Linked DNA regions of Homo sapiens: region 1 is linked to region 2. A link is a loop called in an ENCODE intact Hi-C map of the cell type or tissue named here. Cell type or tissue: breast epithelium. All regions are shown on one strand.

The links. Hi-C counts contacts between places; a loop is a spot of excess contacts. Peaks named below come from ENCODE experiments on the same cell type or tissue, not always from the same donor. Only the 100,000 strongest peaks of a DNase experiment are listed, where the experiment ranks them.
Region 1: a loop joins it to region 2, with 7 times the contacts of the local background. A loop is called at or near these places in 1 of 110 quality-filtered maps.

What each region holds. Positions count from the first base shown.
Region 1 is chr12:108,351,322-108,353,821 of GRCh38, reverse strand. No RefSeq gene overlaps it. Among named protein-coding and RNA genes, the nearest start is that of CMKLR1, 13 kb to the right of the region's middle. In breast epithelium, no CTCF peak of the experiment used is centred here; no DNase peak of the experiment used is centred here.
Region 2 is chr12:108,231,397-108,233,896 of GRCh38, reverse strand. WSCD2 (WSC domain containing 2) reads right to left here. Exons shown (of 9, transcript NM_014653.4): 7 at 1,002-1,166. All of the region lies in intron 2 of LOC124903077 (a long non-coding RNA gene), which reads left to right. Among named protein-coding and RNA genes, the nearest start is that of WSCD2, 100 kb to the right of the region's middle. In breast epithelium, no CTCF peak of the experiment used is centred here; a DNase peak (open chromatin) is centred at 1,146.

The DNA of each region.
Region 1 (2,500 bases), 120 kb before region 2:
GTAAAACTCTAGCTCTACTAAAAATCCATAAAAAATTAACTGGGCATGTTGGTGCATGCCTGTAATCCCAGCTACTCAGGAGGCTGAGACAGGAGAATCACTTGAATCCAGGAGGCAGAGGTTGCCGTGAGCCAAGACAGCACCACTGCACTCCAGCCTGGGTGACAGAGCAAGACCCTGTCTCTAAAGAAGAAGAAGAAAAAAACCTGTATGCATTGCAGCCACTCCCCATTTCTCTCCAATCTCCCTCCCACAGTCCAAGGCAACCACTGATCTACTTTCTGTCTCTATAAACTTGCCTGTTCCTGACATTTCATAGAAATGGAATCATTAAACGTGTGGCCTTTTGTGTCTGGCTTCCTTCATTTAATGTAATATTTTCAAGGTTCATCCGTGTTGTAGCAAGGATCAGTACTTCAGTCCTATTATGTTGGAATAAATTCCATTGTGTGCATATAGCACATTTTGTTTATCCTTTCATTAGTTGATAGACATTTGGGTTGTTTCTACTTTTTGGCTATTATGAATGATGCTGCTATGAACATTGGTGTACAAGGTTTTGTGTGGATATATAGTTTAATTTTCCCCAGGAATGGAATTGCTGGGTCATAAGGTAACTCTTTGGTTTTTCTAAGGAACTACCATACTGTTTTTCAAGGTGGCTGCACAATTTTGCATTCCCTCTAGTAGAGTATGAGGGTTCTGATTTCATCACATTCTCCCCAAACTTTATAAAGTTCCTTGGGGAGCCTGCTTCAACAAACAGGGCACTAAATGGCAATTCTGCAAACGCTTACTGACAAGTAGGCACCCTTCAGCATCAGTCACCACTCATTCTTGTTTGCACCATTAGTTTATCTCTTTTTTTCCCTAGTGACAAAAGATATTCTGACAAGAGTTCATTCAAGTTGCCTAAAATTCTGGATTAGTGAGGTTTGACCATCCAGGAAATCTCCTATCAGGCAGTTTGCTGCTTTCAGCTGTCATCAGTTGATTGATTCATTGATTCAGCAAACATTCTGTGAGCACCTGTCATGTGCCAGCCACAGTGCCAGGAACTAGGTACATGAATATGAATCAGACTTGTGGTTTTATGCTTATAACCACTAGAGGTTCTGGGATCCTTTTGAGAATCTGATGAAAATTTTGGACCTCCTCCCCAGAAAAGCTCATGCCCACACAGACATATGTGCATAATTTTATGTGTTTATGGCCTCCTTGAAGATGATCAATAGATTTATTAGGGAGTCTTCTTGAAGGTCATACGAAGATTTCCAGGTTCAGAATCATTGTTGTATTCCAATAAATGAACAAAAAATATGGTGTCTTATTTGTGTCATTATTATTATAAAACACCTTGAAGTTTGATTCCTAATCAAAGATTTTCTTCCTCCTACTGCAGGATTTGTGGGCTTTGGTATTTGAACATGGGTGCCTAGGCTGTATGCATGGGATATTTGGGGTGCTGCAGCTTCAGCAGGCAGCTCTACAGGCATGCTCCCTGCCCTCATGAAGCCTGCAATCTGGGGATGGACTCCTGTTCACACCTGACCTAGGCTCTCTCAGAAATAGTTGATGGATCTCCTGAGATCATCTGAGCTCTGGCTCTCATCCACGGTGTGCCAGGGCTGGGCACAGTGGCTCATGCCTGTCATCCCAGTGCTTTGGGAGGCTGAAGTGGAAGGATCGCTTAAGACCAGGAGTTTGGGACCAACCTGGGCAACATGGCCAGACTCCGTGTCTAAAAAAATGAATCTGATTTTTTAAAAAAGTAAAATAAATAAATAAATACAAAGAAAGAAAGAAAAGACAAAAACAGCGGGCCAGGAAGAATCAAGGATGAAATGAGCAGGAGAGAGGCATGCAGGCAGTGGGGCCCTTGTGGTGTCAGCATGCCTGGATCACACCAGCCTTGGGAACCTCCAATGAAGACGGGTGTTGCAGGTGACTGAGTCCAGCCTGGTCTTTTAGATGACATCAGGGCCCAATTAAGGGTTTAGGAACAAATACACCTAGACTGGTGGAAACCAAGGGGGGACATCTGTGGGTGTGCAACAAAGCCAACGAGTGTAGCCACAAACATCTTCAACATCTGGAAGGTCTGTGGTGACACTTTGTGGTGTTTTCTACATCACACAACCAAAATCCTATTAAACCAAGGAGAAAGAGGAGATTCTCTCACCTGCGTCCTGAAGGAATGCATCTGAGCAGATATAGGAATCTTTCTGGGGTGAGTGATTTCTGGGGCGAGTGACATCTTTTTGGCGTGTGTGATTCACAGGTTTCTTTTGCTGAATGCTAGGTAACTTCTTGGGGCTCCCATTTCCTTTCTCTCTCCTCAACATCACACAAAAGGAATGTGGAAATGTATGGACCAGGAGGCAGCCAGCTGCTGCAGAGCAGGCACTAAAGGAGCACAAAACAAAACCTTATTTATGAACCCTGGGTGTCTTGGAGTGGGACTGTCCGAGAACAGGTAAGCCTGGGAAAATGGAGGAGG
Region 2 (2,500 bases):
CCATGGCCAAGGGCTGCTCCACATGTAGATGCAAAGTCTCCCACAGGAGGAGGCCTTGCTTCCCTGATGTCTCCCACCATGCCCAGGAGAGGGCTTCATGCCCAAGGGGCATTTCATCCATGATTTCTTGTTCCTCAGTAAGAAACCCAGGAATTTCTTACCTGTGTGATAGAGTAATAAAGATGTGGGCTTTGAAACTGGGAAACACTAGAATGCAATCCCCAATCAGCTTGTTGAAAAAAAAAATTGTGTGACTTTGGGCAAGTTATTTCTCCTCTCCAAGCCTCAGTTTTCATTTCTGGGAAAGAACATCATCATCCTACCTCACAGGGTTTCTATGCAGGGTTAAATAAGAATACAGCACCTGGCCACCTACTAGGTGCCAAGAGAACATCTTTGGCAATCTCAACCTACATGAGGTGCCTCACACACAGTTGGTGCTCCACAAATGCATGTTGGGACACCTAACTTAGGAAGTGCATCCAGAACATTCCGGTGCTCAGTAAACATCTGTGAATGGAATGAAAATAGAGCACCCTGCATAGCGAATATTGTCGACTTAAATGTGGAGAGGACACCTGGTGAATAGTAGGTGCTCAATAAATGTCCCCAAAGTGAACTTAGTTCTTGTACCTCTATTACATCAAAGAGTTGCTGGTCAGTAAACATCTGTAATGAGGTACCAGCACACAGTAGGTGTGTAAGAAATGTTTGTTGTAACCTAAATGGAGGAAAGGTACCAGGCATAGGATAAGTACTTGACAAATGTCAATTATTGAATGGATGCTAGTGGAGTATCCAGGACATGACTTAAGAAATGTTTGTGGGGCATAAAGGAAGGTGGGGGGGTACCAAGCATGCAGTGAGTCTCAAAAAGTGTGCCTGGGAGAGCTGAGTGGCACACAGTAGATACTCAAGGAGGAGTATTCCCATACCCTCCAAGTGGGGACCTTCCCAAGCCCAGGGAACCTCTTGCCCTGCCCTCCCTGCCATCTCCTCACCTTTGTTGTAGAGGGAGCCATCGAAGTAGTAGCTGCCAGTGTAGAAGCCTGTGGCCAATTCAATGAGGTGGCGAGCCCACGTGTTGCCAGCACCTGGGAAGCTGGCCAAAGCAATGAGCTGCTTGGACTTGCCTGGCAGGAACCTTCTGTCCATGCAACGGTTGTCTGAAAAGGGCGGAGCATGGACAGAGGTCAACACCAGGGGCAGATGGAGCCTGTCTGAAAGGGCCAGGGTATGAGTCACACCCCTGCCACTTCTCAGCCAGGTGATCAAGGGCACAGGACACTTGCGTGGGTCATGGGAAAGCTTCCTTGGGCCTCAGCTTTCCCATCTGTAAAATGAGGGAGATGGTTCCTCCCTCATAGAGTTGAGGTGAGTGTTAAATGGGATAATGATGGAAAGGGATAAGCACAGTGCTTAGCCCATAGTAGGGATCCAATAGAAGTCAGCTAGGAGGGTGAATCTTCTCTCCAGCCCCAGTTTCCCCCCAGCAGAGCAAGTCTTTCCCATTCACCCCTACCCTTTCCTCCAGATCGAAACCGTCAATGGCATCCGTCGTGTATTTTTTGTTATTCTTGTATTTTGCGGGCTCTGAAAAGCCAGAGAATCAGGAATATCCAAATGGTACTCACCACCTCCCAACCCATTTTACAGATGAGAAAACTGAGGGCTAGAGAAAAATAATATCTATGCCTTTTGAGTATAGGATGCAGTCCAGGGTTCTTATCTTGGCCTCCAAGCCCACATGGTTGGCCTTTGCAAACTCACAGGCTCATTCTAATCCACTCCACCACATGCCAGCCACCTGGTCTCTCTGTACTTCCTCTCCTGTGCTTTGCTGTGTCCTGACATAGTGCCTTCATGCATGCTGTTCCCTCTCCATTGCCTCCTACCTGCCTTTGCTTTTTGTTCTTCAGCTCTCAGTTGAATGGGTCCCACTGTCTATCCGTCTGTCCTTCCTTCCTTCCTTCTTCCTTCCCTCTTTCCTTCCTCCCTTCCTGTCTCTCCTCTTTTCCTGACTCCCTGGGCTATCATTAGTGCATTACTATATCCATCTCCTTCATATTGTTGATCACAATTGCAATTCAGATAATTATGCATGCAATTAGTCGTGTGGTCAGAAACCCTGCCCATATTGTGTTTTGCTGATTCACCAAAAGTTTCCACAATATCTGGTATACAGCAGGTACTTAATAACTGCTTCTTGGACGGATGCATGAATGGGTAGAATGGTGACTGGGTGGATAACAATAATATCTATTTTGTAGGGCTCTTGTAAGGATTGAATGAAACAAAGCATGTAATATGCTAATACTCTAAAGTGCTCAAAAGGCATAGATATTATTTTTCTCTAGCCCTCAGTTTCCTCATCTGTAAAATGGGTTGGGATGTGGTGAGTACCATTTGGATATTTTTGATTCTCTGGCTTTTCAGAGCCTGCAGAATGCCATTACCATCAGAGTTAACAGAAAATGCAAGCCCCAGCACCTCCCACTGC